2 separate regions of the Homo sapiens genome follow, and region 2 is linked to region 1. Evidence: read pairs that join two places in POLR2A ChIA-PET (ENCODE). Cell type or tissue: OCI-LY7. All regions are shown on one strand. Each heading gives the region's core, and the rest is flanking DNA. Links, peaks and the distances in the headings are about the cores only.

Region 1 (15,797 bases), core at 5,529-9,528:
GACAATGGGCATTACTTAAATGTCCCAGTTTGTTCACCCTGAAACAGATGCAGAGATATTAAGTGATTTTCCCAAACAGCTCAGTTCAGAATATCACTATCAGACCATATCCATTTCTAGTTCTCCAAATACTATAATGATCTATTGTGCTTCTAAACCTAATCCAACTGGTACAGTCTTTTCAGAGACAATATGTGATGTGTTAGAATGAAATACCAAGAGAGACTGTATGAAATTAAACACTTTAAGTAGAACTGAAATTGGTGATATTTGAACCTCAAACATTTTTTTCTTTATTTCCCTGATAGCTGCAAAAGGGAAATATCAAATGATGTGTGTTTATTGTATGGTGGCTGGAGAAGAGCTAGGAAACTTTATTTACTATGAAGATTCTAAGGAGCTCTTCTGAAAATATAAGATACTTTAAAGAAGGGAGACAAACTAACAAAGAGTTTGGCAAGTAGCAAAACAACACAGAGCAAAATACTGAGCTTTTTCTCGATTTGTCAGCTGCAGTGCTTGGTAGGACGAGATGTGAATATTCTCTTGTACCTCATAGCTAGTTATTACTTCTGCTTGATATCAATTTCTATGGAAACAATAGATTAACCCACATGTGTGGAACAGTGTTTGTTTTTATACTTGCTGTGAAATTACCATGCATTACCCACAGAACCATTTCATTCCAGTTGGAGCCGTATGCTTTTTTTTTTCTTGCTTTTGAAAGAGCTAAAAAGCTGAAAATCCTTCCCCCAAACCTCCCTCAACTGCAAAGCCTTATAGGATGAACAGCAAGAAGAACAAAGCTTACTTCTTCCCATTCCGATGTGAAGGATGGTGTTCTTTCAGAATTCCCTTTAGAACTGTGTTCAGCAGTGGAAGATTCACTCCAGTTAACTCTTGATGTTTTCTCATTGGAAGGATAGGCAATGAGATCAGAATCAGATTTAGAGACACTTTTTGACAAATGCATGTCGATCAAGGCTTTAGGCAATGACCTTATTCTCCCCAGAGTACAGGCTCTCTCCACAAATCCCCCTGCGTTCATAACCCACTGGTCCCCATTCCGAGATCCACTCCTGGTTGATCTTGTGCCAACAATGGTATGGTTTTCGAGTTGGTTGCTTTTTTTGTGAAAAATTGTTCTACTGACCACTTTGGGTTTAATTTTCTTTACCAAAGGTTCTGAGTTATTTTCTATTGGAGACTGCTTGAAAGGCAAAGGACTGTTTGCCAAACTGACTTCATCTTGTCCTTTTTCACATTGTTCTCTTTTCCCATAGAGATGAAATGGATTTTCAGGGGACTCACAGGCTGGAGAGGATCCATGGAGCAGGCCTGCAAATTGCCCAGGATCATATTCTTTTGGGGGATCATTGTCATCCTGTCGGGAGAGGTCATCTGCAAAAGGAAGGAAGGGATATCAGGGTTTATAAAGGTTCTGAAAGCCACGATATAATAGCAGTGCCCTTATGAACATGTGGGCTATCCAAACATTTCATTTACTGCTACATAGCAATACCTTCACTTTATGAAATACCCCTGACCCCACAGTGCCATGTATAGAATGAATGTATGAGTGTGTGTGCGTGTGTATGCATGTGTGAATCATTCTTTCTGATATACCTTAGAGTTCATTTCAAAAGTATGAATTGTGTATTAATTGAATGACTTCATTCACTTCTCCCTTGAACCCAGGGTGTATGTTTTATAGCCAATGAACAAAATTGGGTTTTCTTAAAGTAGAACACACACATCTAAACTCTCACAGTAAATGAATCATCGTGAAGTAGAACACTAGGCAGGTAAGTCAAGGTCATATATAATGACAACCCTCTGCCCTCCTCCCAGCAAATAAATTCAAAAACCAAATTTTGAAAAAAGGTATTATTAAAAGTAATTGAAGTTTAATAATCCTGATATTACCTTAAATATAAATTTAAAATAATTCTATGCAGATTACATAATTTAGACAAAAAAAATTTGTTCAGACTTAACAAAGGCAAACAACGCAGTATCAGAAAAAGAGAGACTCCAATATAAGAAACTAATGTTTAGCTATGAACACAAAGGTAGCTTTTTCTTTCTTCTCTGAAACGGCATTAGCTATTTTCTAATTTCTTCAGATCTTTGAAGATGTAATGCAGAAAAGAAACCAATGATGAATGATAATTTTTATTCCTTTGGATTTTTTTCTAAGATAAAACACACATTTTCTCTGAGATTTAAAATACACCATGCTTTTTGCGACTTAATTTGTCTTTCAAAGACATACTGTGTAAAAACCTGGCCAAAGAATTTAGCAAAGAAAGGAAGTGTCCTTTTTTTCAGTGTTCATTTTAATTCATATCAATAGCTAAATATTGCCAAGATGAAAATTTAAATTACCTGATAAGCCCATAACTCACTGTTGCAAAGAACTAAAGTATAGTAAATGTGGTACATAATGACAACAAATCCAAAGTTGATGTGCTGATTCGTACTTTCAGTAAGTTAATTATTACCATAAACCCCAAACACTAACATTTTTATAAATTAACAAGTAACATTTAATGGGTAAGTGTTATTTACTAGGCACTGAATGAGGAATTATATCATCTCATTTGACACCCATAACAATCCTATGAAGTGATTATTAATAATAATTATGATTTTGTGATGGAACGAGATGGCCAAAATATCGAATTCTCACATTTTTAAGAAATTGGCAACCATAATAAATCTTATTAGACATTGGCTCAGAAGATGCTACAGGCACATCTGCTCTTTATAGTGAAGATTGGCCCCAGGTGTCTATACTGCTCTCCGCCTGGGAACTGGTGAAAGCAGGTATATTCCTAGCTATGTATCTCTAGACTTCACCCTGGTTCCTGCTTGATTTTTCCAAAGAGAAGATGTTTGCCTGCCCAGCTATCATACCAGCATCCTGAGATTGAAGAAAGAAGAGTGACAGGAAGAGAGATCCAAGACACATGAATCTACAAATGCAACAATCTGCATCCATCTACTACTATTATACTCACTGTCTTCTCACAAAAACAAAACAGAACGATAAAACCTCATCACTTTCTAAAATAGCCACACTGTCTTGATAACTCTCTATTTTATTTTCCTTTCACAACAGAGACCATTCTAGGGGTAGAATAGTGAGTGGATAGTGGGATAAGGCAGCTTTCAATTCTCTCCAAAGACTAGAGTTTATCACTGAGTATGTGCATTTTTAAGAAGTCAAAACTAACACTTAGACAACTTAAGACACAGACATTTCCCCACCTAGTAAGCAATTAAGCTGAGATTCAAATTAAGGTCTATCAGATTCTGACATCCATTGGCCTTGCAAATATATTGCTATTAAAGATAAGCTTTAAAAAAATCTAGGGTTGGTTTATCCATAGGACAAGCAAGTAGGCTCTTTGTAAAGAGACATGCTTCTCCTGTTCATGACTGTATCTGGAATTTGGGAAAAGTGGACTAAAAGCATCAGAGCTTTTTCTTTGTTTTGTTTTGTTTTCTTCTTGGAGATAAGCTAATACTAAGAAGAAAATAAGACCTGGCATCTTGTTCCAATGCATTTTTTTTCTTAGGCTACTTGGATCTCACAGAGTGCTTTACAACATAAGCAGGTTGGTATGGGTGACAATAATGGGGATTAAGGTGGTAGGAAGGAGGAATTCTGAAATAAGGAAGTTTTAGAATTTCATTTTGAAAGTTGCTGAAGAAGGATAAAAGGTCTGAATTTGAAAGGAAAATTGAAAAGAGCTTGCCTATTGTGGGAAAAAGATTCTGTAAATCTCAGCCAAAAGAGTTTCCGACGATGTTCATTATCTAGAAAAATGAGAATTTTAGGGGCGTAATATTATTTAAAGTTTTCTGCAAATATTATTATTAGGTTACCATCCCCTCTGTAGTTTGACTACAATGACTATAATTACCACCCCACAATGCTTTACACTGTCCAAGTCCTCCAATCACAAGCAGTCACTTCTCAAAGTAAAAGATAATTTCATTGTTAGCTTATAAAGCTTAGTTTTTTGAATAGCAGTTCTTAGCATTGTGATGGTAACATTTCTGCCAAGAGTGGTGAAAAGACAAATATTACTTGCTTTTTCCAGTGGCCAAATCCTAAAGATTATTCAAGTCAAAGAAAAGGAGAAGTTGATATGAAGCCTCCTGGAAAGCCTGTGTGGTGGATTGATTGCAGTTATGGCCCCAGTCTGCTCACAGCTCCCTGCAGACACAGCCCTCCCCGTATCTAGTCCTCTCACGCTGACTCCCTCACAGCGTGGCCATGTGCCTTGTACCGCTCAATCAGACTGCAGCAAATGTGATATAAGCAGAGACCTCTGAAAAGCATGTGTGCATTAGACTTGTTCCCTTGTTGCTCTTGGAACCCTGACACCATGTGAACAAGCCAGGCTGGCCTGCTGGATGATGAGGTGACACATTACCCAGCTGTTTCAAAATGTAGGTTTTATTATATTTTTCAGGTATGTTGAAACCAACAGATCAGGAGACAATTGCCATTGAAAGATAGACGCTCTACTCATTGATCCGAGAGGCATGCCACATTATAGGGGCCACACAGGGAACTACCAGGGTCCATCAGGAGGAGGCTGACAAAGTGAGGGGAGATTGTGGGCAAGAGCCTTTACTATGGTTTCCATGAAAAGAAACACACAAAGCAGGTATAAGCAGGTTTAGGAATGGCTAGTTTGAATAGTTTCAGCAGACTCTGGGGCATAAGAACTGTACCTAGTTGTCTGGTCATTAGAGCAGGTGAATGAATAGTGGCCTAGAGAGTGAGAGCCAGATGAAGGAGGTAATTGGGACTATGGGCTCTACGATTGTTAGTTTGCATAAGAAAAGCATGCTCTCTGGTGAGCTGTTTACTATCTCTAGGAATTAGCTAGCCCCAGGAGGGGCCGTCCCTCCACAGCAAGAGCTCAAGAGACCAAAGCATAAAAATAAAAATACACAAATAAAATAGAAAATAAAAAGACATGGTTAATACATCCGCCAGTCCTGTCACCCCAACCAAAAGCCAGCCAACTTCCACCTATGTGAGTGAGGGCATCTAGGACCTACCAAATTCAGGCCATTCTGCCAATACCACCGATGCATCAGCAAGCACAGCTAAGAGGAGCTGAGGTTTTCCCAGGCCAGAAGAAGACACCCACCAGGATCATGAGCAATATTAATGGCCATTAAGTTTGGGAGGGTTTGATATATGAAAATATAAACTATATCCCAAGTTTTAAAGAATTAATATATTCTTCAAAATAAATTCTGGCAATGTTTATATTTCCACATCTGGAAAATGATGATAGTAATAGAACATACCTAAAAGTGCTGTGAAGATTGAATGAAATCATAGAATAATAAATGTGTTAGTCCATTTGGGCTGATATAACAAAATTTCATAAACCAGGTAGCTTACAAACAACAGATATTTATTTCTCACAGGCCTAGAGGCTGAGTAGTCCAAGATCAAGACACCTGCAGATTTGGTGTCAGGAGAGGGTTAATTTTCTGGTTCATAGAGGGCACCATCTTGCCTGGGTCCTCACATGGTGGAGGGAGCAAAGGAGCTCTCTGGAGTCTCTCTTATAAGGTCTCTGTCCTCATGACTTAATCACCTACCAAAAGGCCCACCTCCTATTACCATCACTTTGGGGGCTGGGATTTCAACATATGAATTTTGGTAGAACACAAATATTTGGACCATGGCAAGAAGTAAAACAGTTAGAACAATATATGCTGCATAGAACACTAAGAATATGTTTCTACTATTATAACAATAATTTTTAATCTATAGGGTTTCATTTTTATAAAGAAATACAGTAATAACTGTATTAGACACTCAATAAAGATTATTTTGACATAATAATCATGTGGGATTTACTCCTTTGTTTCTGTTTGTATATTTTAAAAAGTATACTTTGGAAAGAATTTTTTGTGTTTTCTTACCCTTTCTTCAGACAAAACGGAGGAAAATATACAGATTAAACTGTTGTCATAACTTGTCTCATTTAATTTTACACTTCTCTTTTGATAAGTGGATATTTCATGCCAAGGTACAGAACTAAATATGTGTGAATTCCAATCTGATAGTTATTCAAGGCATCATTAGCATTTCAAAGAAATGTCAGAGTAAATGTCCAATAGGAAGCAGTTCAATCTCTTTTTATCCACCTTTGCTATGATTTTTATCACCTATATATCACCTGATTAACAATAAAATCCAAAATTTCATGCTATGGAAAAATTATAGAAAACAAGTTACTTTTTTCTATTATAGAGTATAACTTTTGTCTATTGGGTCATTGCATCTGATTTAGAAAATAAAAATTTTTCCTATTTTTAAGGATACCGGGGCTGATGTTGATATTAGTAGAAACTGTGAATTTATTTCACAAATATGTATAAAACGTTTCCTGTATATCAGGTGGCAAAGTTTCAGCAGTGTCAAAGGCAATGTCCTGCCTTCATGGTGCCTACATTCCAGCAGAAAAGATGACTACAGGCAAATCAAGAAATGCTATAATTTCTGATGATGGTATGTGCTGTGAAAAAAATAAAGCAAAGTAATGAGATAGAAACGAAAGGAAGATGCTATAAGGCAATTAGGAAATGTCTTTCTCAGGAGCTGACATTGAGCAGACATAGAAATGACTGTGAAAGTGTAAATCATTCAATGTTTTGGGGGAGGATTATTTCAAGGCATAGGAAAGAAGATATGAAAAGTCCCTAAGGCTGGTAAGAACAGTAAGAAGGCCAGTGTGGCTATAATAGAGTGGTAGGGGATTAGTAGAATGGCTGACGATTGAATCAGAGATGCAGGTAGGAATAGGGTTGGGGTGATATGACTTATACTTTTAGAAGATAATTGGTATTTCTGAACATGACAACAGCATAGTGTTCTTTTTAAATTATTCACCTCAATTCTCATAAAAACAAGACACGGGGATAGTAAAAGAATAAAATGAGCACATGATAGCAAAATAAAGGAAAAACACTACAGGTGATATCTCCAGTAAAGCTAAGTATTAAGAAGTCCCCATGGCCCCGAAACACAGAGGGGTGTAGCCAAATCACATGACAGCAGTAGGATCCGGAACTGAATCAGCAGTGATGCAGCTATAGTGGTGAAGAGAAAGGGAAATTCAATGGCACCTACAAGCCATGGAACCCAGAAATTGCCATCAGATACTGATTTCCCAAAGGAGAGGGTCTTGTGCTAAGCAGGAGTGTGCAGTAAAATTTGAGAACAACTAGCAGAACTTGTACACATCTTGTAACAAGACCACAGGAAGTAGCTTACTCCCTTGAGAATATCAGAAATCTCCAATAAATGCATACTTGTAGTAGGCTACAGATCCACTCTGAAGAAAAACTTCTGGGAGAAGAATACAAATTGCACAGGGTGAAAACACCAAAGATGTGAGGGAGAAAAACATTTCATATAATGGGGCAGTAGGGGCCAGGTGCAGTGGCTCACACCTGTAACCCCAACAGTTTGGGAGGCCAAGGCGAGAGGATCACTTAAGCCCAGGAGTTTGAGACCAGCCTGGGCAACATAGCAAGACCTCATCTGTACAAAAAGTGTTTAAAAGAAATTTAAGCATGATAATGAGTGCCTGTGAGTTCCAGCTACTCAGGAGACTGAGATGGGAGGATTGCTTGAGCCCAGGAGTTCAAGTCTGCGGTGAGCTTTGATCATGCCACTGCACTTAGTCTGGGCAACAGAGTGAGACCTTCTCTAGAAAAAAAAAAAAGGCAGTGGGGGTGGCATCAGGCAGATGTCCAGTAGAGGGAGACTTTGAATGTAATAGAATAGCAAAGCACAGTGTTCAGATGTGAGAGCACCACTTTGGAAGGCAGGCGCATGGAACTCAAGAACACTGAGGTAGTAGCAGGAAGCCTTCCTGAATCAAGCAGAGAAAAACCTGTATTTCTTAATACTTCATCGTAACTGCAAAGGAGAAGGCCCTTGAGATGTGAAGGGCTCATGGCTACTGTGGCTCATCCCTGCTCCCATACAGGAATCTCTTCCTAATCCATGACATCCCTTCTCATTAAACGTGGGAAACAAAAAAGGATTTAGATAGAGGGCAATTTTAGGAATAAAATAAATAATGACAGTAATGGATTATAACCCACTGAATAAAACAGAAAGACACGAGCCCATAAATAAACAAATGATTTAAAAGTTTGACTAGGAATGGGAATCCTAAATAATTTCAAATTGCCTCCCCACAAAATACTTATTAATTAGAAAGAGGAAAAAGAGACACGCTACAGTGAAGAAATCTGGGAGGCCCTATCTTAATCAAATGATCAAAGTGAACAATATCAGTAATGGAACAAATCAAAATCATATCCAGTGTGGTAAAGATGCAATGAGAAAAATGCAGAATCACTTTTGGATTTTCCTGCCAAAGATGTACAACCTAAATCTAATTATATAGGAATATCAGAAATATCAGAGAAATCCAATTTGTGGGCCATTCTACAAAATAATTGGCCTGTAATCTTCAGAAGTGTCAAGGTCATGAAAGTCAAAGAAAGTCAAATGAACCCTTCCAGGCTGAAGAAAACTAAGGAGACATTACAACTAAATGCAACGTGTGATCCTGAACTAGATCCTTTGATCATAAACAATATTATTGGGTAAACCAGCACATCTTGAAGGAGGTCTGAGGAATAGATGCTAGTGATGTATTAACTTTCTGATTTGGTTGCACGGTGGTTCTGTGGTTGTGTAAGAATGTACTTGCCTGTAGAACATATACACTAAATTAGTAGTTATCAAAGTGTAGTCCAGGGATGCTTGGGGTCTCCAAGATTATTTCAGAAGTTTCATGAAGTCAAAACAATTTTCAGACTAACACTAAGACATTATTTGCCCATTTCACTTTCATTATCTCATGAGTGTACAGTAGAGTTGTTCAGAGGCTACATGATGTGTCTTTTCACAGTGGAAATATGTGATGCCTCTTTCTATCTCAGCTGTAGGAACTGGCACGCTATTACTTCTTGACAGAAGAAAGTCATATGTCTAAACCTAAAGTAAATGGAGTGAGGATGTAAATGGCCACCTATGCTACTGCACTGCAATGTACCATGGCAGAAGAGAGAGTAAAGAACTGAGAACAGTAATCTCATCTTAAAAATAATGTTTGCTCTAAGTTTTGGGTAGATGCCCTTTATTAAGTTAAATGTCTTATCTTCTAAGGTTGCTGAGAATTTTAATTGTGACTAGATATTGAGTTTATAAAGAATGTTTTTCTGCATCTGTTCAGTTATGTAATTTTTCTCCTTTACTCTGTTAGTGTGAATGACATTTGTACATTCTCTAATGTTAAACATTAGATATTAATGGGATACCAACAGGATAAACTCAGTGTGGTCATAATGAACTTTCTTTTTGGCATCCTGCTAGATTTGGTTTGTTAGTACTTTGGGATCTTTCCATCTATGTTCATGAAAGAAATAGGCCTTTGGTTTTACCTTTTTTATTCTGTCTAGTTTTTACATGATTACTCACCTCACAGAAATAGTTGGGGAAAATTTCCATTTCCCTAGAAGAGTTTATATAAGATTGGAACGATATGTTTCTTGAAAGCCTTTATATTTACTTTACCTTTAAAATCATCTAGACTCAACATATTCTTTGTGGAAAGATTTCAAATTATTCATTAAATTTATTTAGTATAGAACTATCTGGAGTCTCTATACCTTTTTGAAGTTTTTTAAAGTTTTAATTATCTAGAATTTGTCTAATTTTTCTCAGTATTAAAATTCACTGGTACAAAATTATTCATTCTTCTTTCTTAACTTTGAATGGTTTTTTGTATCTGTAGATTTACCCCCTTTTCTTTCCTAATAGGTTTATTTGTGCCTTTTTATCTTGATCATTTTGACTGGAAAGTGCATCCATTTTTTTAGTGTCACCAATGATTCCATTTCTGGCTTTGTGAATTAATATTACATATTTGTTTTCTATTTCATTCATTTCTGTCCTTTACTATTTTCTTTCTATGCCTTTTCTGGATTTATTCTATTATTTCTTATAAAATTTCTTAAGCTGGCATTTACCTCATTAGTCTTCAGCGTTTCTTCTTTTCTAATATATGCATTTAAAATTTCTAAGTTCCACTTTATGCTGCATTCATCACATTTGATATTTAGCATTTATATTTTTGTTTAACTTTAAAGGTTTTTAAGTTAGTATTATGGCATCTCCTTTAACTCATTTCTCATGACTTATTTAGAAACGTGTATTTAAATTCATAAATATATGGGGATATATATGGGAATCTTAATTTAACTTAATTGAATTATTTTTAGAAAATATAGTGTGTATGAATATGAGTCTTTGACATGTTGAAACTTGCTTATAGTCAAGATCACTTTTTGTGACTGTTTCATGAGAATTACATGTATTCTCCAATTGTTGAATACAAAGCTCTTTGCATTATGTCAGATTAAATTTATTAATGGAACTCTTAAACTCTTCCATTGAGTGAGGTGTGTTGAAACCTAATTTTAGCAGACTTATGTTTTTTCCTATGAAATATATGTATATTATATCTGGCCAACATGGTGAAACCCTGTCTATACTAAAAATACAAAAATCAACTGGCTGTGGTGGTGCGTGCCTATAATCCTAGCTACTCGAGAGGTTGAAGCAGGAGAATCGCTTGAACCAGGGAGTTGGAGGTTGCAGTGTGCCGAGTTCGTGTCACTGCACTCCAGCCTGGGTGACGGAGTGAAACTCCATCTCAAAAAAAAAAAAGAAAAAAAAAAGAAAAAAGTCTAAAGTTAAATAATACCTTATCCACTTCCTTCCTAAACAATTTAAAAACTTTAGAGCATTTTACATTCAATTACTTCTTCTATAATAAATATTGTTGTCAGTGTTTTAATTATTTTGTTAGCTTTACAAATCAGGTGTTATTATTTTATTCAGACCATTTTTAAATTTCAATTGGTTTACATGTTTGCCATTTTATTTACTCACAATTCGTTCCTCAGAATGGCCTGAGATCATTTTCCTTCTTAAAGTTATTCTTTAGAATTTCCTTTTATACAGGTCTCTGGTGGTCAATGCTCTAGTTTTCAACTGTGAATATCTTTCTATTTTACTCTCATTTATTTAAAATTCATAATTTTAGGTTGATAGTTATTTTCTCTCACAGTTTGAAGAAATTATTCCACTTTTTTGTGGCTTTCATCTTTCCTTGTTAATTCTGCTATAATGATACCTGTCTTTCTTGTGGGTGATCCATCCTTTCTCTCCACCTGGTTTGAAAATCTCTGTATTTTTCAATTTCACAATAATGTGTCTCACTATGGATTTCTGTTTATTTATCCTGCTTGGAATACAGTGTGCTTTCTGGACCTGTGAATCCATATTTTTATCAGTTTGGAAAAAAATCAGCCATTATCCATCAAAAAATGTCCTCTCCTACATTTTTTAAAAAAATTATTTCATCCCGGCCGGGTGCAGTGGCTCATGCCGTAATCCCAGCACTTTGGGAGGCTGAGACGGGTGGATCACGAGGTCAGGAGATCGAGACCATCCTGGCTAACACTGTGAAACCCGGTCTCTACTAAAAATACAAAAAATTAGCCTGGCATTGTGGCGGGCGCCTGTAGTCCCAGCTACTCCGGAGGCTGAGGCAGGAGAATGGCGTGAACCCGGGAGGCGGAGCTTGCAGTGAGCCGAGATGGTGCCACTGCACTCCAGCCGGGGCAACACAGCGAGACTCCGTCTCAAAAAAAAAAAAATTATTTCATCCCGAGTCTCTGATTCAAAGTTAATCTTCTGATTCCATACTTCATATCTCTTCATACCTTCCAAATTTTCTGCCTCTTTGCCCCTCTGTGATACATTTTGGGGAATTTTTTTCAAATGTATCCTTCAGTTCATCAATTTTCTCTTCTTCTGTGCATAATCTGCTATTTAGCCTATTCATTTAGGATTTTAAAAGTAATCTCAAGTATTAAATTTTTCATATCTGAAAATGCCATTTATTTTTCAAATTTTCCTACTATTATAGTCACCATTTTTTACTCATTTTAATGATAAGGCATATTATTTATTTAAATATTTTGTTTATATATAGTGGTTCTATTTCTTGTTTCCTATTTCCAGTAATAATATCTATAGTCATTGAGCGCTAAATATGTCTGTGTTATTTTTGTTGATATCTACTTATAGTGGTTTGCTTTTCAAGGTATTTAGAAATAATTTATTATTAACTTTATTACTTGATTTTAATCTATGGAAGCTTGTCAATCTCATCAGGGAAGGTTTTCTGCAGAGAGAAAACCTTGTGCTTCCCTGAGCTGTGTTGACTCAGCCTTCCAGCCTTCCAGCTGAGCCAGGGAACAGTGTCCCAAATAGCAACACTATTATTCCCATCTGCACTCAGAACAACAACAGCCCTCCTCTCTTCTATCAGATGTTTTTAGAGAGCAAGAGTGACTGGAGCAGGCAATGTCTCAAGAACATGTCTTATTCAGAATATATTTGTTCTGCTGCAGAAAGATCTCTCAGAGTACCTAGACTGACATAATACTTTGAAGCATAATATTTTTATTTAAAAATGTACATTTGTGACAATTTCACTTCAAAAAAACCACAGTTTATTAGGAATCAAAAGTTTTTAACGTGACTCTTTAAATGATTTGTACCCTACTACATAGGTAGGGTTAATAATAAATTGCCTTGCTCTGCATGTTTTTGTCTTGTAATGTATGATGTAATATATAATCAATAAATTATCCTGAGAATTGTATAAACGAAGAACAAGCTTATTTTAATTAATTATGGCCTCAAATAAAGCAAATCCTTTTAAAATAAGATCCCCCTAAAAAGTATATTTATAAAGAACACAAAAGAAACTAAGGGAGGTTTGGTATTTTGAAAGAATTCCAAGTAGTCTATGATCTTCATTTAAAAAAAAAAGCATGCAAAATAATCATAGAGTGTGTTTTGTACATAAATCCTGGATCAACTTGATTTGACTAAAGATAGCAAGGAGCTAAACTTTAATAATATATACTGTCAACTTGTCTCAACAAGCTTTTAAAGGAGTGCTGGGTTTTAGAAATATTAGGGAGAAATATTATCCACTTGTTTTTTTTTTTTTTTTTTACTTATAATGTAAACTTATGTGATGAGCTAGTACATTCATTTTTTTCCAAATATTGAGAAAATATTTTCCAGTTCACTTTCCAGGTCACCTTCACATTGAGATAGAAGTGTGAGTCAAACAAGTAACAATGAGCCACAGAGGAAACTATGTAGAACTGACATTCCCTTAATTCCCCAATGTAAAAAAATCAATTATAGTTTCCAAACATACAAGAAATTAATTTAAGCAAACTCCAATTTTCTGGAAAGGAATTTATTTCAAAAATTACAAAGACCAAGATTCCATACTAGGTAAGGGGAACCACCAATAGATATTGTGTGCCTTCTATGTCCAAGGTCATTCTATCTCATTTAATCCTCACAAAAGTCTCTGAAGTAGGTATTATGGCATTTGCACTGATGAAGAATTAGATAGCTAGTGAACAGAGGAGCCCGTATGAGATATAAATCTGGCTAATGCAAAGCCGGCTTTTTTCCGATACATCACGACGCTTTGTGTCGGATTACCCTAGAACCTCCTATGGCATCAGTACAATGCACCATCCACTGGAGTGTCCTATCCAAGTAGCACTGGAGCTTGAAAACCACCCAGTGGGCCTCTTTCCAGGTATCAGTAGTGATCTTTGGGTATTTATTCTGATTGCACAATTAGCCCAAAGATTGCTGGTATGTTTAGATGCTGAATGGTGTTAGATAGAGCATGTAATAAAATTCCCTCTTCTAAGCAACTTAAGACCGGCAGCTGCCTTTCTGAAAAGCCACCCAGGTAAGCTCTGTTGTTTCCTGGTCTATTAGCCCTACACTCTGCCAAACTCAGCATTTACTGCGGAAGCCAGAGAATGCTGACATTCTGACAGCTCTTGGACAGCAGACCATGCTGTTTGACTCTGATTTCAAACATTTATAATCTTTTCTCTTGTTCCCTTTGCTCAATACAGGAGAGAGGCTATCAGCCAATTTCCCCACCGTTTATAGCAAATCCCAAGGCTCCCTCATTTCCAGCTGCTAAGCTGCCTGGGCAGACTGTATTACTAAATTATTGTATCTTTTTGGTAGAGTGCCTGATCTGTCTTGGCATGCGCTTTGCATTGAAAGAAGCTCCTGTTGCAAGCAAAGGAAGCCAGCGACATTCACCCTTCCCACACGTCTTTCCTCTGTTACCCTCAACCACTAACTTCTTTGTTTCCCATGTATAAGCCAAGTTCACAGGGGCAGTTTCTCAGCTATCTCTGCCTCCCTAGGGAGTTAAGGATTTCAAAGAGAGTTCTGTGCTAGGAGTATTTCCCATAGCCTAGAGCCAGATGAATAAATGGCGTCTAGTGAATAACTACATCAGAACCAAGAGGTTTTGTTTCTCTCTTACCAAAATGTATTTCTTTGTAATACCACAGTCACTGTAACCATGTATTTTCCTCATCAGAAGAGACTGTATTGGGGGAAGAGAGGAAATAGCCTCTTTAACTCAAGTCGGTTGTTTTCAAGAGTGTTGGTCCTTTGGTTTAACTTATTTTAATAACTTCCCATTTATATACTATCCCAATGGATTATGAATGTGAAAAAAGAACTATTCTGAAGAAATAAAACAAAAAAAGATCTACGATCTTTAAATAAAAAAGAAAGTGATTTTGTAATATAAAAGGGACAGAAACTATTTTTAATTACTCTAAAATGAATAACCACTCCGATTCAATTTTCAAAAGTTATACCTTGAATTTGAATTCAAAGTCACCCAAATGTCCTCAGTAAAAGCTCTGAGAATGCAGTGCATTCAAATGTATCCTGTGAGTTTTCTATTCCTGTAAGCAATGAACAGCCTAGATTTTTCTCATACGTATCTCAAGAGATACTTCATTTCAAAAGAGCAGGAGAGTTATCAAAAGTGTAATACTATTAACAAGATACACCATAGAAAATATACAGAAACGTTAAAGATAAATTATATCTAGGGAGTATGTTTTAAATCAACTTTGCTGTTGCTATGGTAAGAGATATCCAATGTAAAACAAAAATCCTCTATAAGGCTTTGGTGCTATAGCCATGGCAACAATGATGTTCAACTCTGCGAGTGTTTCCATCTGATTCAGAGAGAAGAAAAAAATATGCTTTAAATGTATGTAAAATGGCTTAGAAAATCGATCATTTATGGTTATCTTTCACATGACCCTTCAACCAATTAAAGAAGACATTGTAAAGATAGCAGCCAGAGAGCCTAAACAAAAGGCTCATAGATTTGCTTGGGTTTTTCATGATCACAGAAGCTGGAAAGATCCACTTTAGCTGAGGTGTTGGTAAATGACATATTCATTTAGCAACTATCTCACAGAAATTTTCAGGTTGGGGCCTCATGTAATTTTCCATGCATAGGAAAAAACTAAATGCAATCAAATGACAATTTCTACCTCTTTAACACAGGAAGAGAAATATTAACCTAAAGTAAGAAAATATGGAAAGTGGTGTTCTAGCTCTGCAAAAGAAAAGTCTCTTAAATGCTAGTCTCTTAAATCTACTCCAAATAGGCTTTTATTCCACCTACCTCCACCGAATAGCCCTTAACAATATCAGCAAAATCTCTACCTTCCTGAAATGAACATTCATAACTCTCATCTTACTTGACCTACCAGCTATACAATTG
Region 2 (15,797 bases), core at 5,521-9,520, 370 kb after region 1:
TGAGATGCAGAGAGTTTAAGTAACTTGCCAAAGGTCACACAGCTAGTAAGAAACAACACATAGGTTGGATTCGAATCCTCAAAGTCCAGCTCCAAAATCCGCAATGTCTGAGCCTTACTAAATGCCAAGCACCATGAGAGGTTCTTTCTTGCATTACCTCATTTCATTATGCTTATTTAACTTTATTTTTAGGATAAAATCAACTGTAAAATGTTTTTCTCTTTCATTTACAAGTTTGCATGGCTTGTGGCTACATCCTTGAATTTATCAGTAAATCTCCAATATAATAAAAACCAGCTGTGTTCCACCTGAAACATTAAAACATTATTCTTTGCATTGCGTAAGTTAAAAAAACTGTTTAGTTTCTACTTCTCTAGCCTTTCTTGAGTAAGCAGCTATGGGTAGTAAAGCATACAGGACAAAGAGATATCTCAGGATCCAGCTCACCCAATGAGGGAGCTACAAAAGACAGCAAGGAAGGCCTTCAAGTAATGAGTTAGCAAGCTGTCTAGTGATAACCCTGAGCCAATGGGAATGCCCTTGGGATGTGTCCTATGCTTAATTCAAATATCTGTGGCACAGCATAGCATCCTTGAACTGGGAGAAACCTCTTTGTAGCATTACCACCAATCTTTCCTAAGTAAAGTTAGCCATTTCCACCTCAGTGAGGCTAATCTTCAAGTAATTTCTATTGTTGAGTAAAGAAGGCATTTTCGACTATTATTCAAAAGTCAAAAAAATAACAGACGCTGGCAAGGTTGTGGAGAAAAAGAAATGCTTATACCAACGCTGTTAGTAGCAGTGTAAATTAGTTCAGCCATTGTGGAAGACAGTGTGATGATTTCTCAAAGACCTAAAGTCAGAAATATCATTCAACCCAGCAATCCCATTGCTGGGTATATATCCAAAGAATATAAATTGTTCCATTATAAAATACATGCACACATATGTTCACTGCAGCACTATTCATAATAGCAAAAACTTGGAATCAACCCAAATGCCCATCAATGATACAATGGATAAAGAAAATGTGGTACATATACAACACAGAATACCATGCAGCCATAAAAAAAGAATGAGATCATGTCCTTTTCAGGGACATGGATGGAGGTGGAGGCCATTATCCTTAGAAAATGGATGCAGGAACAGAAAACTAAGTATTGTCTGTTCTCACTTATAAGTGGCAGCTAAATGATGAGAATACATGGACACATAGAGGAGAACAACGCACACTGGGGCTTATCAGGGGGTAGAGGGTAGGAGGAGGGAGAGGATCAGAAAATAACTAATGGATACTAGGCTTAATACTTTGGTGATGAAATAATCTGTACAACAAACTCCCATGACACACGTTTACTTATGTAACAAACCTGCACATCCTGTACATGCACCCCTAAACTTAAAAATAAAGTCAAAATATATGCATGGAAAAAAAAAAGTCCTGCCAATGCCTGAAACTCAACATACTCCAAATTAAATTTACCCTATCCTATTCCAAAAAGTCAACTTTATTTTCAAAGTTTTCTAAATATCCCAGATTTAAATGATTCTTTGATTCCTAATTTTTTTTTTCACCTTGCATATTAACCAGTCACTGGAACCCAACATTCATTCATTTATTTTTCTTCACAACGTCTCTCAGATTATCTTTCCTTTCTGCTTTCGAGGCAAAACAGCATACTTGAAAATCCATAGAGGCTGGGCATGGTGGCTCACAACTGTAATCCCAGCACTTTGGGAGTCCAAGGTGGGCAGATCACCTGAGGCTGAGAGTTCGAGACCAGCCTGGCCAATATGGCAAAACCCCGTCTCTACCAAAAATACAAAAATTAGCCTGGCGTGGTGGTGCATGCCTGTAGTCCCAGCTACTTAGGAGACTGAGACATGAGAATCACTTGAATGCAGGAGGCGGAGGTTGCAGTGAGTTGAGATCACACCACTGCAATCCAGCCTGGGTGACAGAGTGAGACTCTGTGTCAAAAAGAAAAGAAAAGGAAGGGAAGAGGAGGGGAGGGGAGGGAAGGGGAGGGGAGGGGAGGGAAAATCAAGCCCACACATAGGAGTTAATGTAGGTCCTGGATTTTCCATGTACTAACAGCAAAGAAAAAAAAAAAGAATTCTCAGTAGAGGATTTCCACTTCCTTTCTACTTTCACATGACTGTTCCTATACAAATGCACCAACAATTTTATTGAAAATGGTTTTTTTTACATGTAGTATATTTATGTGATCTCTACTGTTGGATCTCTCTATTGTGTATGTTTATACTGAACCAAATCTTTCAGTGACTCTGTTCATGCTTTTCACTCATTTCATCCATTTCTCATTATTTCATTATTCTTCCCATCTCAAATCAGTAGTAATATTTCTAGGATTTTCATAATTCAAAGAGAGTGAAAATATTCCTTTCGGTTCTCTTAATTAATTCTTCCTCAGGAAAAAAAAAAAGTTGCTTTAGTTTAAGGTTTTTCCAGTCTAGAATGAAATGAATCTCAAGAAATCTCAAGGATCTCCAATGAAAGGGGAGAACTTGCACCCCCACCTTGAAAATTACTTCTTACGCAATGATTCCATCCATTACTGATATATTGTATCATGAAAATAGTGTTTATAAAAACTATGGGAAATTTTGAAAAATGCTTGTTAACTGCAAAAGCAGAATTCCAAAGTGTTTACACAGATGACATTAGGTAGGTAGGTAGGTAGGCAGATAGATTACACAGACAGACAGACAGACAGACAGACAGACAGATACACACACATAAACTCATGCATAGAAAAAAATCAAGAAAAAATCATCAACATAATTTTGTTGGGATAATATGACTTGTTGTCCTTTCTTATATTTCTCCTCATTTTTCAACTTCTTTGAATAATCACATGGCACATTCAATAGTTAAAAAAAATGAACATTTACTTTGCAGAATACTTACACATCAGGCAACAAAATATCACTTTCTTCCAAAGTACTGAAATTTCTCTGAATCTAGCCCTGTAGCTAAACAAACCTCCCTGACAATGTAATGTTCTGGTTTGGGAGTCTGTCTTTACAAATCCATCACATAAACAGAACCAATGACAAAAACCACATGATTATCTCAATAGATGCAGAAAAGGACTTCAATAAAATTCAACACCCCTTCATGCTAAAAACTCCCAGTAAACTAAGTATTGATGTAACATATCTCAAAATAATAAGAGCTATTTATGACAAACCCATAGCCAATATCATACTGAATAGGCAAAAGCTGGAAGCATTCCCTTTGAAAACCAGCATAAGATAAGGATTCCCTTTCTCACCACTCCTATGCAACACAGTATTGGAAGTTCTGGCCAGGGCAATCAGGCAAGAGAAAGAAATAAAGGGTATTCAAATAGGAAGACAGGAAGTCAAATTGTCTCCGTTTGCAGATGACATGATTCTATATTTAGAAAACCCTATCATCTCAGCCCAAAAACTTAAGCTGATAAGCAACTTCAGCAAAGTCTCAGGGTACAAAATCAATGTGCAAAAATCACAAGCATTCCTATACACCAATAATAGACAAGCAGAGAGCCAAATCATGAGTGAACTCCGATTCACAACTGCCACAAAGAGAATAAAATGTCTAGGAATACAACTTACAAGGGATGTGAAGGACCTTTTCAAGGAGAACTAAAAACCACTGCTAAAGGAAATCAGAGAGGACACAAACAAATGGAAAAACGTTCCATGCTCATGGATAGGAAGAATCAATATCGTGAAAATAGCCATACTGCCCAAAGTAATTTATAGAGTCAATGCTATTCCCATCAAGCTACCATTGAATTTCTTCACAGAATTAGAAAAAACTACTTTAAATTTCATATGGAACCACAAAAGAGCCTGCGTAGCCAGGACAATCCTAAGCAAAAAGAACAAAGCTGGAGGCATCACGCTACCTGACTTCAAACTATACTACAAGGCTACAGTAACCAAAACAGCAGGGTACTCGTACCAAACCAGATATACAGACCAATGGAACAGAACAGAGGCCTCAGAAATAACGCCACACATCTACAACCACCTGATCTTCAACAAGCCTGAAAAAAACAAGCAATGGGGAAAGGATTTTCTATTCAATAAATGGTGCTGGGAAAACTGGCTAGCCATAGGCAGAAAACTGAAACTGAACCCCTTTCTTACATCTTATACAAAAATTAACTCAAGATGGATTAAAGACTTAAATGTAAAACCTAAAACCATAAAAACCCTAGAAGAAAACTTAGTCAATACCATTCAGGACATAGACATGGGCAAAGACTTCATGACTAAAACACCAGAACCAATGGCAACAAAAGCCAAAATTGACAAATAGGATCTAATTAAACTAAAGAGCTTCTGCACAGCAAAAGAAGCTATCATCGGAGTGAACAGGCAACCTACAGAATGAGAGAAAATTTTTGCAATCTATCCATCTGACAAGGGCTAATATCCAGAATCTACAAGAACTTAAACAAATTTACAAGAAAAAAAAACAAACAACCCCATCAAAAAGTGGGTAAAGGATAGGAAAAGATACTTCTCAAAAGAAGACATTTATGTGGCCAAAAAACACATGAGAGAAAGCTCATCATCACTGGTCATTAGAGAAATGCAAATCAAAACTACAATGAGATACCACCTCATGACAGTTAGAATGGCAATCATTAAAAAGTCAGGAAATAACAGATATGGGTGAGGATGTGGAGAAATAGGTACACTTTTACACCATTGGTGGGAGTGTAAATTAGTTCAACCATTGTGGAAGACAGTGCAGCAATTCCTCAATGATATAAAACCAGAAATACCATTTGAGCCAGCAATCCCATTACCAGGCATATACCTAAAGTATTATAAATCATTCCACTATGACGACACACATGGATGTTTATTGTAGCACTATTTACAATAGCAAAGACTTGGAACCAACCCAAATGCCCATCAATGATAGACTGGATAAAGAAAATGTGGCACATATACACCATGGAATACTATGCAGCCATAAAAAAATGAGTTCTTGTCCTTTGCAGGGACATGGATGAAGCTGGAAACCATCATTCTCAGCAAACTAACACAGGAACAGAAAACCAAACACCACACATGTTCTCACTCATAAATGGGAGTTGAACAATGAGAACACATGGACCTGGGGAGGGGAACATCACACACTGGGGCCTTTCAGGGGTTGGGGGAAAAAGGGAGGGAGAGCATGAGGACAAATACCTAATGCATGCAGGGCTTAAAACCTAGATGATGGGTTGATAGGTGCAGCAAACCACCATGGCACATGTCTACCTATGAAACAAACCTGCACTTTCTGCACATGTATCCCAGAACTTAAAGTAAGATTTAAAAAAAAAAACAAAACAAAGCAAAACAAATATACATAAACATAGATACACACTTAATACAATCAGGTAGGCATATACTGAGTGATTTTTAATGTAAATTAAATCACATCAATATTTGTTTAAAATCCTCCAATAGCCTCTCTTTTGAATTGAAATAAGTCAGAACTCTTTACCTAGATGTACAAAGTCCAATACAATTTAGCTCCTAACCACCTCTTTGACCTCAATCCCTAATGCTTTCCATAACTCACTCTAGGGCAGCTCCTTTGGCTTCATTTGTGCTTCTTTCTGCCTAATAGAGATTTTCTGATGGCTGACCCCTTCCTGTCATTAGGTATCAACTCAAACATCACCTTCCCAGGGAGGCCTCCATTTACTACACAGTCTAGTCTGTCATCCATTTCTTTTCCCCAGCACTGTTTCCATCACCTTTAAAAGCTTTTGTATGTATAAGGACAAAACACTGCTGAAAGAAATTATAGATGACATAACCAAATGGAAAACCATTCCATGTTCATGGATTGAAAGAATCAACATCTTAAAATCTCTATACTGCGTTTTTTCCCCAACAGGGTTGATTAGAGGCTTTTAGCACGCCTCAGTAACTTGGAAGTAGCATAAAAATAGTGCATAAAAATCAACTCTGGGGACTTTAATTCAAGAAGGAAAATGGGAATCCTCAGCATTCGTGAAGGACACCCAAGATCCCTGGGAGGAGAATGCTGGCCAACAGCTTCCATGACAGCATCTGGCTGACAAAAATGAGTGAAGCCCCAGTATGTGAGAGAGGCAGAGAACTTCCCACTGTAACTCATCTTTCCACTGAGGATTGGAGCAACCCCAACTGAGAAAGAGCACTTTGTTTCTCCCAAGCCTTGGAAATAACTTGGGAAGGGGCTTAGAGACATTGTGAGCGCAAGACACCAGGAAATACTGCAGACATTTTCCCAGACCCAGGACTGAGAGCAGGATTCTGTTTTTAATTCGAGTGCATACTAAGTCAAGCTTTTCTTTGTGACTCAGCAGCATAGCCATGCAGGCATTTTAGTCTCAGGCCGGAGATTGGAATGGCTGCTCTGGAACAGGCTAGGAATCTCCATAACCAGAGCTGTGAAAAGCACCTCAGTAGTCGGCACTGGAATTGTACTCTACCCTGTCACAACCCTGTGGTAGAAGGAGAGCTGCTACAGCTGCAGTTTCTCCTGGGTGATGATACTTGCAGACAGGGCTGGCTTGGTGACCTGCTGTGTGTGTGCCATTGTTGGGTGCTCCAGCCTGCTCCCCTGAGTTCATGGTGCAGCAGGACCCTCTCTGCCTCATACCCAGGCAGAAATTCAGGCATTCAGAGCACACCCTCACATGGACCCACAGCCTGAGCCACCCCACCCTTCATGAGTATAGATCATGATGCATCAGGACCCTCTCCACACCATGCCCAGGCAGATTTCCAGGTATTCAGAGCACCCCCTCACTCACCTGAATCAGCAGCCTGAGCCACCCTACCCTTCCTGTGCATAGACTTAGATACAGTGGGGCCCTCTCTATTCCTAATGTGGCCAGACCTCCAGGCATTTAGAGCACCGATTCACATGAAACAGCAGCCTGAGACACCCTAGTCTTCCTGCGCATAGATCTGGGTACAGGAGGCTCTCTCTGCTTCACACCCAGGCAGATCTCCAGGCATTCACCTGGTTCAGCAGCCTGAACCTTCCCACCCTTCCTGGGCATAGATTGTGGTGCAGCACGGCTCTCTCTACTCACGTCCAGGCAGGTCTCCAGACATAAAGGATACCTGCTCACCGAGATCAGCAGACTGACATGTTCTGTGCTTCCTGTGCACAGATCCTGGTGCAGGAGGCCCTCTGCTTCATGCCCAGGCAGATTTCTAGGCATTCTGAGAACCTATTCTCCTAGATTAGGAGTTTAGGCTGCCCTCATCCCCCTGCAGAGAACTTGGGGCTGAGGAGGTTTCCCAACTCCACACCTAGGCCCATTTCTGGGTGCTTGGAGGCCACCCACTGGATTCTTGCTTGGCACTGGTACCTGTGCCTGCCATTGGAGGACCTGTTGGCAGACCTGCCTGTTCCAGTACCATCTATCTTACCCCTCTAGAGCTGAGGAGGGAGCTCAGACCACTGTGCACTCCACACATTCACCCATTGCCTAAGACAAAAGAGAGCTTCTCCCAGTAAACAGGGATCAAGTATACACCCAGCTACGGTGGCCTCAGCTGGCTGTTACCTATAAGCGCCATCTACTGGCTTGTAGGTTGAACTGCACAGCCCAATATAAACCCTGCCAACAGAAGAGCACAGGGCTGTAGAAGCAAAGCCAAAACACCCTACCCAGTATTCTCTACAGTCACACCCCTTAGGGAGATGGGAAAGGGAAAAGGACATTTTGAAAATAATATTACAGAGAAAAAAAGAAGAGAAAATCCTAGATGCATGAGAATAATTACAAAAATTTGAAGTGCCAGCATCTCCAGATGAGAAAGATTCTGGCACCATGAAAAATCTGAATGTAGTGACACCACCAAAGGATCACACTAGCTCTCCAGCAATGGTCCCTAGCCAAAATGGAAACTCAAAAGTGACAGATAAAGAATTTAAAGCATTGATTGCAAAGAAGCTCAACAAAATCCAAAACAAAGTTGAAAATCAACACAAATAAACTTCTAAAGCAATCCAAAAAATGGAGGAATAGATAAACATCTTTAAAAGAAATCAATCAGAGCATTTGGAATTGAGAAATTTGAAATTGAAAGGAATTGAAATACTTTCAAGAGAAAATTTCAAAATACAATTGAAAGCTTCACCAATTGACTCGACCAAGCTGAAGAAAGAATTTCAGAGCCTGAAGACTGGTCTTTTGCACTAACCCAGTTAGACAAAAACAAAGAAAAGAGAATTTTAAAAAATGAACAAAGTCTTCAAGAAAGATAAGATTATGTAAAGTGACCAAACCCATGAATTATTGGCATTGATGAGAGAGAAAGAGAAAAAGTAAACAATGTGAAAACATATTTAAGGGAATAACTCAAGAAAATTACCCTAATCTTGCTAGAGAGGTAGACATCTGGATAGAAGAAACCCAGAGAACACCTGCAAGATACTATACAAAATGAACATCATCAAGGCATATAGTCACCAGCCTGTCCAAAGTCAACACTAAAGAAAAAATCTTAAAGGCAAATAGTCAGATCACATACAAAGGGAACCCCATCAAGCTAACATAGACATTTCAGTTGAAACCTTACAAGCCAGTAGAGATACAGGCCTATTTTCAACATTCTTAAAGAAAAGAAATTCCAACCAAGAATTTAATATCCTGCCATACTAAGCTTCATAAGCAAAAAAGAAATAAAACCTCTTCCAGACAAGCAAGCACTAATGGAATTTATTACCACTAGACCAACCTTACAAGACATCCTTAAGGAAGTTCTAAACATGGAAATGAAAGAACAATACCTGCTACCACAAAAGCACACTAAGGTACATAGCCTTTAGACCCTAAAAAGCAAGCACACAATAGAAACTACAAAGCAACCAGCTAATTATTTCACAATAAGATCCAAACCTCACATACCAATATTAGTATTGAATATATATTGTCTAAATACCCCCCACTTAAAATCACAGAGAGGCAAATTGGAAAAAAAAAAAAAAAACAAGACCCATCTGTCTGCTATCTTCAAGAGAGACATCTTACACATAACACCACCCATAAGCTCAAGGTAAAGGGTTAGAGAAAGATCTACCATGCAAACAGAAAATGAAAAAGAGCAAGGGTCACTGTCTTTATATCAAATAAAAAAGACTTTAAACCAACAACAGTAGAAAAGGAGAAAGAAGGGCATTACATAGTGATAAAGGGTTCAATTCATGAGAAGACTTAACTATCCTAGATATATACACACCCAACATTGAAGCATCTGGATTCATAAAACAAGTATTTCTAGAGCTACAAAAAGACTTAGACAGCCACACAATGAAAATAGTGGAGGACTTCAATATCCCACTGACAGCATTAGACAGATCATTGAGGCAGAAAACAAAGAAATTCTGGACTTCAATTTGACACTTGACTAATTGGATCTAATATGCTTCTAAAGAATACTCCACCCATGAACCACAGAATATACATTCTACCTGTCTACACATGGAACTTACTCCAAGATCAACCACATGCTTGACCAGAAGGCAAATATCAATAAAAACAAAAATTTGAAATCATACCAACCATACCCATGGACCAGAGTGGAACAAAAATAAAAATTATTATAATGATCTCTTAAAACCACACAATTACATGAAAATTAAATAACTTTCTGCTGAATTACTTTTGGGTAAATAACAAAAAGCAGAAATCAAAAAATTTTCCTGAAATAAAAACAGACACAACATACCAAAATCTCTGGGATGCAGCAAAAGCACTGTTAGTAGGAAAGTTTATAGCACTAATTGCCTACTTCAAAAAGTTAAAAAGATCTCAAATTAACAATGTAATATCACACCAAGAGGAACTACAAAACAAGAACAAGCTAACCTCAAAGGTAGCAGAAAACAAGAAATAACTAAAATCAGAACAGAATGAAATAAAAGTGAGACCCCAAAAGTCATAAAAATAATCAATGAAACCAAAAATTGTTTTTGTAAAGGATAAAGGATAAAAAAATCAATATACTGCTAAACAGATTAACAAAAACAAAGAGAAGAACACAATGAGAAATGACAAAGGTGACATACAACTGATCCCACAGAAATACAAAAGATCCTCAGAGACTGTTATGAACAGTTATGTGCATACAGGTGTATGCACATAAACTAGAAAATCTAGAGGAAACTGACAAATTCCTAGAAACACACAACCTCCCAAAATTGAATCAGGAAGAAACTGAAACCCTAAACAGAACAATATGAAGTTCCAAAACTGAATCAGTAAGAAAAAACTTACCCACCAAAAAAGCCCTGGACCAGGTGGATTCACACCTAAATTCTACCAGACATGCAAGGAAGAGCCAGTACCAATTCTACTGAAACTATTCCAAAAACTCAAAAAGGAACACTGCTGCCTATCTCTTTCTATGAAACCAGTATCACCATGATACCAAAACCTGTCAAAGACACAACAATAACATAAAAGTAAAAACTACAGGCCAATATCCTTGCCAAACATAGATGTAAAAATGCTCAACAAAATACTAGCAAACTGAATTCACCTGCACATCAAAAAGCATTTTACCATGATCACACAGACTTCATTCCTGGGATGCAAAGTTGGCTCAATATATATAAATCAATAATTGTAATTCACCACACAAACAGAATTAAAGACAAAAACCATATGGTCATCTCAATAGATGCAGAAAAAGCATTCAATAAAATCTAACATCTCTTCATGATTAAAAAAAAATCCATCAAAAAACTAGGCATCAAAGGAAGCTACCTTAAAATAATGAGTCATCTATAACAAACCCACAGCTAACATCATTCTGAACAGGGAAAAAATTGAAGCATTTTCCTTGAGAACTGGAATCATACAATAATGGTCACTCTCACCACCCCTATTCAACATAGTACTGGATGACCTAGCCAGAGAAATCAGGCAAGAGAAAGATACAAAGGGCACCCAAATAGGAAAAGAAGTCAAACTCTCTTCTTACTGACGATATGATCCTATACCTAGAATACCCTAAAGACTCTGCCAATAGGCTCATGGAACTGATAAACGGCTGACAAAGTTTCAGAATATGAAATTAACATATAAAACTTACTAGCATTTCTATAAACCAATAACATTTGGCTCTTATCTGAGAGCCATATCAAGAATGAAACCCCTTTTACAATGGTCACCAAAAAATAAAATACCTAGGAATACATCTAACCAAGGAGGTGAAAGATCTCTATTAGGAAAACTATAAAACACTGCCTAAAGAAATCATAGATGACACAAACAAATGGAAAAACATTCCACGCTCATGGATTGGAAGAATCAATATCATTAAAATGTCCATACTGCCCAAAGCAATCTACATTTTCAACGTGATTTCTACCAAACTACCAACATTATTTTTCACAGAACTAGAAAAAAACTACTCTAAAATTCACATGGAACCAAAAATGAGGCTGAATAGCCAAAGCAATCCTAAGAAAAAAGAACAAAGTTGGATACATCTTATTACCCAACGTTGAACTATGCTATAAGGCTATAGTAACCAAAACAGCATGGTACTCTTACAAAAATAGACATATAAACCAAGGGAACAGAATACAGAACCCTGAAATAAAGCCACACATCTACAGTCATCTGATTCTTGACAAATCAACAAAAATAAGCAAGGGTGAAAGCTCCTCTTATTCAATAAATGGTGCTGGAAAAATTGGCTAGCCATGTGCAAAAGATTAAAACTGGAACCCTACTTTTCACCATAAAACAAATTAACCCAAAATGGATTAAAGACTTAAACGTAAGACCTCTAATTGTCAAAATCCTAGAAGAAAAGCTGGGAAACTACTTTTTAGACATCAGCCTTGACAAAGAGTTTATGGCAATATCCTCAAAAGCAATTGCAACAAAAACAAAAGTTGACAATTGAGACCTAATTAAAGAGCTTCTGCAGGGCAAAAGAAAACTATCAACAGAGCGAACAGACAACCTACAAAATGGGAGAAAATATTCACAAACTATGCCTCTGACAAAGGACTAATATCTAGAATCTATAAGGAACTTAAATCAACAAGCAAAAAGCAAATAACCCCATTAAAAAGTGGGCAAAGGAGATGAAAAGACACTTCTCAAAGGAATGCATACAAGTAGCCAACAAACATGAAAACAAAAATGCTCAACATCACTAATCATCAGAGAAATGCAAATCAAAACCACAATAAAATACTAACTCATACCAGTCAGAATGGCTATTGTTAGAAAGTCAAAAAATAGCAGAAGTTGATGAGGCTGAGGAATAAAGGGAATGCTTATACACTGTATGAATGTAAACTACTTCTGCCACTGTGGGAAACAGTTGGGAGAGTTCTCAAAGAACTAAAAATAGAGCTACCATTCAACCCAGCAATCCCATTATTGGGTATATACCAAAAGGAAAATAAATTGCTCGACCAAAAAGAAACCTGCGCTCATATGTTTATCACAGCACTATTCACAACACTGAAAACATGGAATCAACCCAGGTGCCTATCAATGGTAAATTTGATAAATAAAATGTGATACATATATACCATGGGATACTATGCAGCCATAAAAAAAAGAATAAAATCATGTCCTTTGCAGAAACATGGATGCAGCTGGAAGTCATTATTCTAAGCAAATTAATGCAGAAACAGAAAACCAAATGTCACCTCTTCTCATAAAGCGGGAGTTAAATCTTGGGTACACATGAACAAAAACATGGGAACAGCAGACACTGGGGAGGGAAGGAGAGAGGTGGGTAAAGGCTGAAAAACTTCCTACTGGTTGCTATGTTTACTATATGGGTGATAGGATCAATCATATCCCAAACCTCAATTTCACACAATATATTCTTGTAGCAAATCTGCACATGTACCCCGACTCTAAAATAAAAATAGAAATTTTAAAAAAACTGTACATAGCACCTATCATTATCAAGTCTCCTTGCTTATTTCTTTACTTGCCATTGTTTGTCTCCACTCCTAGAATGCAAAATTTATATCACTGCATCCTTCTTACTTAAAACAGTGTCTGATACATAGCAAGAGAACAATAAATAAACATTAAAGGAATAGCAACTGAAGAAAGACAGTGATAAGAATAGTAGTTGTCCATGATACAAATGTTGGTTTTAGGATTCTCTTTAAAAACATACATAGCTGATTTCCAGTCTTACCAACTTCATGATAACAATGCAGCTGGTGTAACTTAATATATGCAAATAAATATAAATACTTCTGGAAAAAGTCAAGAAGTAAAGAAAACGTTCACAGGAGAGGATGAGAATATAGAGGTTTTGCTTATCACAGAGAGTAGTAAGAAAAGAAATGGAAATTGAGTCCAATGAGAGTAATAAAAGGGTAATGATAGTAGAGAATTGGTTTCTAGTGGTGGCTGAGGTATAATAGGATTAGTCCAGAAAGTCTCCTTGTGGAACATGGGCACTTGGTTCTATGCTTTGGTCTGCCACACATCAGGCATCTTCTTAGATAGCCCCCCAAGGAATGGCTGAAACTAGGGCATCTGTGATCATCAACTAAAAGATACCTAAATCTTTCTATGAGGTGTATGAGACTGCTATATTGACTATATGGTGATCTGTTTTCTTCTATATCAAAATGAAATGCTCTAACCTGAGAAAAACAGGTTACATGAAGAACTAAAACATATAGTTTTTAGTTTTCTGGGCTAAATATATGTTGCAAAAATACAAAACCATTTAAGAGCAAATTACAAATTTAATTATCACAAAACAACCAGCCCCTAAAATATCACCTTTTCAATATATTTTAAGTAGCCAGCGGTCCACCATTGCCATGAAAAATGGTACATCAAAGGTATTTAACATGCTGTAATTTATTCTCCACTTCCAGGTGACAATGACAAATTGCTCAAGTTCCCTCCTTGTTCTTTGCATCATCACTACATGTTTGAAAAATCGATATATCACTTGCAACCAAGGATTACAAATGCAGCCCACATCCTTTCACTTTCTTTTTTCTTTCCCCATCTATCAGAGCATTTCCCTCTAATCATTGCTTACCTGTTCTTTCCTCTCCATCTTTACTTGTTCTCTCCCTGAGACCATATTCCATCTTCTTCATGACCACCCCAATCTTTTACCTCACACTCAACAAAGCAATTCTTTACCCACCTTTATAATAGGTCAAGCTGCTAGCCATGAGGAGGCCACAGGGCCTGACTGGCATACATTGGGGCGAATGGAAAACCATCCTGGGAATCTAGGGTTTGGTAAGGAGCAAGATATCAGGAAAGAGGCATATGAGAAAGAAGACCATGGACAGGGCCTGAGCAGCACTAGACCGCAGGGTCAATCAGAGAGGTCAGGTGTATTATGATCCGAAGGCACATAAACACACCAGAAATAAAGAACAAGGTTGGTGATGTCTTTCATCTTTCTATGATTGTTTCTCCCTTCTATTATAAAATATGCACTGGCCATTCAAAGGATATAATAAAATAATAGACACCACTTTCCCTTTTCTCTCACAAATTCCCTTATAATCCCTGATAATTTTACATGCTTTCAGAATGTTAGCGCCTGATAAGTAAAACAAAATTTCAGTTTGGCCACAGACTCAAAGCAAGAAATAGGACTCCTTGAAGTTGATTTGAAATAAATATAGCTATATTTTTGCTGCTATAGCAACTATAAAATAGAACTATTTATTGACATATGCAGAAAACAACATAACATTTTATTAATACACAATTGAGATGTTCTTTACCTTTTTATGTTTACTTATTAATGGGTTATTAGTCATTATTAGAACATTTACATGATAGAGTAGTAATTAAAACAAAAAGAGAAATTGAATGCATCCTTTAGCTATAATAAAGGCTAATGTTTATTATGTGCCAGGTTTTCTGTTAGGCACTTGACAATTATCAGTTCATTTAATCCTCACAAAGCAATGTAGTATTGGAATTATCCTCATTTTACAGATGGGGAAATGGAGGGCGATTCAGAGAAATTGAGCATATTGTTAATAAGTGATACAGTCAGAATTAGTACCCAGACTGCCAAACAACTCACATTTGCCAAAAAGCAAAGATGCTTTTTACACTATTCCAGCATATCTCCCTACAATGACACCAAAGGAAACTTCAGAATTCAACAAACATAGCCTGAGGGCCTGCGGCATGCAATGCACACAGCAGAGTGTGCTGGAGATCATAAACATTTGTCAGAAACAAATGTTATCATCTAAAAGAAGAGATAAAACATGTATATAAACAGCTATAATAAAAGGCAGAAAGCCACAGTTATCAAAAAGAAATTCTTTGCATGTTAAGAGAAAGGGGGTTATTTCTGGTGGAGAGGATTAAATAAGACTTTAGGAAGGAAATGGACCTTAAAGTTTATAAAATTAATAGTTTTGCACCAACTACTTGCTCACTGACATTAGGAAGAAGTACCCATCTCGCATTCCACAAAGAACGTACAGTCATGTATCATTTAAGGATGAGGATACATTTTGAGAAATGTGGCATTAGGTGATTTCATCGTTGTATCAGCATCACTGAGTACACTTACACAAACCTAAATGGTACAGCCTACTACACACCTAGGTTATGGTATGGCCTATTGCTCCTAGGCTACAAACCTGCACAGAATGTTACTACACTGAATACTGTAGACGATTGTCTACAGTATTAACCATTTGCATGTCTAAACAGGGGAAAGGTGCAGTAAAAATACATCATTATAATCTTATGAGCCCACCATCATATACA

The links. ChIA-PET counts read pairs that join two places held together with the same protein. Peaks named below come from ENCODE experiments on the same cell type or tissue, not always from the same donor. Only the 100,000 strongest peaks of a DNase experiment are listed, where the experiment ranks them.
Region 2: POLR2A ChIA-PET joins it to region 1 with 12 read pairs; 1 of 35 experiments calls an interaction of 5 or more read pairs at or near these places.

The regions. Positions count from the first base shown.
Region 1 is chr12:99,245,464-99,261,260 of GRCh38, forward strand. It overlaps ANKS1B (ankyrin repeat and sterile alpha motif domain containing 1B), which reads right to left. Exons shown (of 27, transcript NM_001352186.2): 13 at 812-1,401. Among named protein-coding and RNA genes, the nearest start is that of GARIN6, 390 kb to the right of the region's middle. In OCI-LY7, for the core only: a CTCF peak has its summit at 7,802 (motif pointing right); a DNase peak (open chromatin) is centred at 7,838.
Region 2 is chr12:99,612,457-99,628,253 of GRCh38, forward strand. The region is part of intron 9 of ANKS1B (ankyrin repeat and sterile alpha motif domain containing 1B); the gene reads right to left. Among named protein-coding and RNA genes, the nearest start is that of GARIN6, 27 kb to the right of the region's middle. In OCI-LY7, for the core only: CTCF peaks have their summits at 7,600 (motif pointing left) and 7,799; DNase peaks (open chromatin) are centred at 7,095 and 7,585; H3K4me3 peaks cover 415 bases; H3K27ac peaks cover 1,347 bases.